Regions from separate parts of the Homo sapiens genome. Here region 2 is linked to region 1. Evidence: read pairs that join two places in POLR2A ChIA-PET (ENCODE). Cell type or tissue: PC-9. All regions are shown on one strand. Links, peaks and the distances in the headings refer to the core of each region. The heading gives the core; the rest is flanking DNA. Region 1 has its middle 29 kb from the start of PIM1. Region 2 has its middle 54 kb from the start of FGD2.

The links. ChIA-PET counts read pairs that join two places held together with the same protein. Peaks named below come from ENCODE experiments on the same cell type or tissue, not always from the same donor. Only the 100,000 strongest peaks of a DNase experiment are listed, where the experiment ranks them.
Region 2: POLR2A ChIA-PET joins it to region 1 with 14 read pairs; 13 of 35 experiments call an interaction of 5 or more read pairs at or near these places.

The regions. Positions count from the first base shown.
Region 1 is chr6:37,197,545-37,200,361 of GRCh38, reverse strand. No RefSeq gene overlaps it. Among named protein-coding and RNA genes, the nearest start is that of PIM1, 29 kb to the right of the region's middle. In PC-9, for the core only: no CTCF peak of the experiment used is centred there; no DNase peak of the experiment used is centred there.
Region 2 is chr6:37,057,890-37,060,706 of GRCh38, reverse strand. No RefSeq gene overlaps it. Among named protein-coding and RNA genes, the nearest start is that of FGD2, 54 kb to the right of the region's middle. RefSeq lists an enhancer at 2,477-2,817. In PC-9, for the core only: a CTCF peak has its summit at 1,287 (motif pointing left); DNase peaks (open chromatin) are centred at 1,206 and 2,466; H3K4me3 peaks cover 1,031 bases; H3K27ac peaks cover 2,500 bases.

The DNA.
Region 1 (2,817 bases), core at 196-2,695:
AGCAGCTGGAGGGGAGGCTGGAGAGTGAGCAGCTGCCATTTCTTGAAGGGGACTCCCCTCCGCCACCCGCCCCTCTCATCACCCCCAGCCCCCACTGCTGTGCTGAGTTTGCACTTTTCTCTGGGGCAGTGGTAAGGGTTGTAATTCATCCATTAGAGTATTGTGAAATCAGTTAAGCAGGTCAAAAAGGAATAGAATGGAACAGACTAGACTGGAATACAAGAAAGATGCAATATTCTCGTATTAAGAGTAAATGCTATTCTGTAAAAATGCTTCCATTTTATATATTGCGATAGAGGCTGCAAGTTTTCCATCAATCCATTCTCCTCTTCTGATCTTAATAATCAAATCCCTGGCCGGACGTGGTGGCTCACACCTGTAATCCCAGCACTTTGAGAGGCCCAGGTGGGCAGATCACGGGGTCAGGAGTTCGAGAACAGCCTGACCAACATGATGAAACCCCGTCTCTACTAAAAATACAAAGTTTAGCCCGGCATGGTGGTGGACAACTGTAATTCCAGCTACTCGGGAGGCTGAAGCAGGAGAATTGCTTGAACCCGGGTGTCAGAGGTTGCAGTGAGCCAAGATCCTGCCATTGCACTCCAGCCTGGGTGTCACAGCGAGACTCCGTCTAAAAAAAAAAAGAAAATGCTTTAAGCAAGTGAACAATGTAATCAGATTCATGCTCCCAAGCTGAAAGGAATCTTAAGGATCACTTAGCCCAGTTATTCCTTCTTATAGATGGGAAACTTAAGCCCACTGAGGTTAAGCAACTTATTCAAGGTCCTGAGGCTCAGTGGCAAGAGCCAGTTTTCGAACCCTGATTTCTGAATCCAAGACCAGACCTCTTCAGTGTCACTAGCTGACAGAGATTCATTTATCTTGCTCTCTCTTTCAATCCTCAAATACATTTCAACATCACTTTATTCCTCTAATTTTCTAATTAATTTAATTCAATTCAACAAATATTTATGTATAACCCTATTATATACTAGGTTATAAAGACAGAGGAACAACCTTCATAAAATTCTCCTTAGCTAGTATCATAAATAGATACAGAAGTAAATATTTCTAGGTTTATGCATGGATTCATACATATACATATCTTTCCTAGCTCTGACCACTGAGAGGGCATAGAAGCAATGATATCCTTGTAGCAATTGAGCACATCTAGAGTTCAGATTTTTTTTTTTTGTTTTTGAGACGGAGTCTTGCTCTGTCACCCAGGCTGGAGTGCAGTGGCACGATTTCAGCTCACTGCAAGCTCCGCCTCCGGGGTTCACGCCATTCTCCTGCCTCAGCCTCCCAAGTAGCTGGGACCACAGGCACCCGCCACCACGCCCGGCTAATTTTTTGTATTTTTAGTAGAGACGGGGTTTCACCATGTTAGCCAGGATGGTCTCGATCTCCTGACCTCGTGATCTGCCTACCCTGGCCTCCCAAAGGGCTGGGATTACAGGCGTGAGCCATCGCGCCCAGGCGATCTCAGATTTTTTAAAAAATGGATTTAGGGGGCACAAGCTCATATTTGTTGCAGGGATATATTGAACAGCTGGGCTTTAAGCCTGACCATTGCCCAAATAGTGTGCATTATAACCCTTAGGTAATTTCTCATCCTTCACCCTCCTCCCATCCTCCTACCTTTCCAAGTCTCCAGCGTCTGTTATTCCACTCTCTGTGTCCACGTGTACAGATTATTTAGATCCCACTTATAAATGAGAACATGTGGTATTTGACTTTTTGCTCATTTTTTTTTTTTTTTCTGAGACGGAGTCTGACTCTGTTGCCCGGGCTGGAGTGCGATGGCGCAATCTTGGTTCACTGCAGCCTCCACCTCCTGGGTTCAAGTCATTCTCCTGCCTCAGCCTCCCAAGTAGCATGTCACCACACCCCGCTAATTTTGTATTTTTAGTAGAGATGGGGTTTCGCCATGTTGGCCAGGCTGGTCTCGAACTCCTGACCTCAAGTGATCCGCCTGCCTTGGCCTCCCAAAGTGCTGGGATTACAGGAGTGAAGCACCATGCCCAGCAGGACTTTTTGTTTCTGAGTACTCCATTTCAGATAATGGCCTCCAGTTCCATCCATGTTGCTGCAAAAGACATAATTTCTTTTTTTTATAGCTGAGTAGTATTCCATAGTATGTACATTTTATTTATATATATTATAAATATAATATGTATAATAGTCATTTTGACTGGTATAAGGTGATACCTCATTATGGTTTTAATTTGCATCTCTCTGATGATTAGTGATGCTGAGCATTTTTTCATAAGCTTGTTGGCCATTTGTATGTCTTCTTTGAAAAGTGTGTGTTCATGTCTTTTGCCCACATTTAAATGGGGTTATTTTTTTTTTATTGTTGTATTGTTGGAGTTCCTTGTAGATTCTGGATATTAGTCCTTTGTTGGTGCATACTTTGCGAACATTTCCTTCTTTCCTTCCTTTTTTTTTTTTTTTTTTTCAGGATCTCACTCTGTCACCCGGGCTGGAATGCATGGAGTGTAGTGGCATGATCATAGCTCACTGTAGCCTCAAACTTCAAGACTCAAATTATCCTCCCGCCTCAGCCTCCAGGGTAGCTGGGACCACCAGTGCATGCTAGCATACCTGGCTAATTTTTTTATTTTACTATTTTGTAGAAATGGGGTCTTACCATGTTGGCCAGGCTAGTCTTGAACTCCTGGGCTCAAGCAATCATCCCACCTCAGCCTCCCAAAGTTCTGGGATTATAGGCATAAGCCACTACGCTCGGCCTGCAAATATTTTCTCCCATTCTGTAGGTTGTATGTTCACTCTGTTGATTATATCTTTTGCTGT
Region 2 (2,817 bases), core at 209-2,708, 140 kb after region 1:
GCAATTCTCCCAAGTAGCTGGGACTACAGGCACCTGCCAACTCGCCCGGCTAATTTTTTGTATTTTTAGTAGAGACAGGATTTCACCATGTTGGCTAGGCTGGTCTTGAACTCCTGACCTCAGGAGGTCTGCCTGCCTTGGCCTCCCAAAGTGCTGGGATTACAGGCGTGAGCCACCTTGCCTGGCCTATTTATTTACTTCAAATCAACTAGTTCTTAAGTGTTTGATACCCACTAACTGCATGTGCCCAGCATTGTGCTTAATGCTTCCAGCAAGTCAAGAAATGTAAGATGAGTATGGCTTGTTGCCAAGGAACTTATGCTCAATTTGAGGAAATGGAGCACTCACGTTGAAAGCCCATTTCCTTTCTGTCAATGAGAGGGAGCACTCCGATTCTTGTAAATCAGTTTCTATCACTGGGCCTAGTTTCCTCAGCTGTGAAAAGGAAATGGAGATGCCCGCCTATAATCCCAGCACTTGGGGAGGCCAAGGCAGGAGGAATGTTTGAGCCCAGAAGTTTGAGATCAGCTTGGCCCACATGGTGAAACCCCTTCTCTACAAAAAATACAAAAATTTACCGGGCGTGGCCATGTGCACTTGTGGTCCCGGCTACTTGAGAGGCTGAGGTGGGAGGGTCACTTGAGTCTGGGAGGTCGAGGCTGCCCCTGTCACCAGGCCCTGGTGTGTGAGCCTGACAGGGTGGGGGTAGCCAAGACAGTCCCCTGGCAATGCAGACAACAGCAGGAGAGAATAAGAGCTGTGCTGAGGGTCCTGGCTGAGCCTGAAGGAGCACAGGAGCCGGGAAGTGTTGCTTCCCCCAGTAGCTGGGCCTGGGGGCGCCTTCCTGGGCCAAGTCTTCTCCACAGGGAGCAGGAGGCTCTGCGAGTCAGCCCGCCCTGTCTCTCCTCCTCCTCCAGGCATGCCACCCTCTCCGCACACAGCAGGGTCTGTGGGGGTGGAGGCTTTTTCCAGACATGTATTTAAGTGAGGAGAGAAAACAAGGCGAGTCGCCTAGGATTTGCCAAGTCAGTAGGCAGGAACACAACCCAGGAGGCCAGAAATAAGACGCTGGTGAGGGTCACCCTGCTCTCCGGAGCTGGGGACGGTTTATAGCCCGTGCAGAACGCGTTATAATCACACTTTTGTTTGAGGATGGCCCTTGATCCCCGGGTGTTGTTGCTCTCCTGGTTGGAAGGTAGCAGAGCCCTGATTGTGGGCAGTGAGTAATGGTGACTCAGGGAAATTCACAAGGACACAGGGAACACCCCCAAAGTCATCCAGGGACATGCCCTGGTTCCCCCTGCCGGTCAGGGAGCCAGAAGTTCTGGTCCCCTTTGTAAAGGAGGAATTTCTAAAGTTTTCTCTGGAACTTTGGCAGAATTCTGTAGGACCTTTCAGGGGAAGCATTCGGCTTTGGGAATTTTTGGGGGGGAGATTACTAAAAGTTTTAAGGCTTTGTATCTATTTATGAATTAGCTTCTTTTCTCTCTCTTTTTAAAATTTTTAATTAATTAATTAATTAATTTATTTATTTATTTTGAGACCAGGTTATGAGACTGGCTATTTTTTTTTATTTTTGGTAGAGACACGGTTTCACCATGTTGCCCAGGCTGGTCTCAAACTCCTGGCCTCAAGTGATCAACCCACCTTGGCTTCCCAAAGTGCTGGGATTATAGGCGTGAGCCACCGCACCCGGCTTTCTTTTCTCTTTTAGCTCCTAATTATATTTGTCTCTTAATCTGATTGGGCATTTGTTACCTTGTATGCAAACAATTCTCCAGAAAACAAATTATGACAATAATAATAACAGCTAATGTTTATTCACCCCTTACGACATGCCAGGTACTGGTCTCTCCGTGTATTTTTGTGTTTCATCAAATCTACAGTTCCATCAATCATTAGACATCACGTTATTTGTGTACCACTAAACGATGCTGCCAATTAATCCTTGATATGCCATTGATTTTCAGACTCACCCTGATTTCAGAAATGTTAAAATGGAGATCAATTTTAATCATCTTAGAATCCATGAAATGCAGTAATTAAATCTCAGTTACCATCCTTGCCTTACAGACGGGTAAACTGAGGGACAGAGAGGTTGAGTAAATCTGTCCCAATCTTACCCAGCAAGTATGTAGTGGAGAGGAGAGCCGAACCCAGAGTTGGGCTCCAAAGCCTGTGCTCATAACCGCTGCACTATATTGTGCCTTAGGAAGTCGGATCTGTTCACCGGCAAGACAGGAGGAAGGACACAAAATAACAGAGGGAAAGCTGGACCCACCCTCCACTCCCTTCTCACTATCCCCAGGGCCAGTGGTCACCAGGTCCTGTTGATGTCTCTTCCAAAAACTCTCCCAGATCGTGCTCCTCTTCTTGCTCCCAGCAGCTGACTCGCTGGTTCTATCCTTCCTTGCATCTGCTTGGACTATTGCAATAGCCTCTAAGCTGTTGCCCATCTCCAGCCCCGCCCACTCCCCAACATAGACACTGGAGTCAGAGTCATCTTTCTAAAATGTGAGTCTGATCTTGTTACTCTGCTTGGAAGCATCTGAGGGATCCAAATCCTAGTGCGTGTTTGCTCGCACCTGTGGCAGCCTCTGTTCTAGGCAAACCCCAACATGGTCCAAGCCCTTGTGGAGGCCATGGTCTCACAGAGAAGCAAGACCCCACGGTGGGCAGTTATGATACGATGTGAAACATGCTTCAGTGGGGGGCGTGCTGGGCCCATGGGAGGAGCCCTTGCTCTGGGACCTAAGGGACCACTTCGTAATATCTAAGCCAAGACCGCCAGGATGCATGGGAATTTACCAGGCAAAG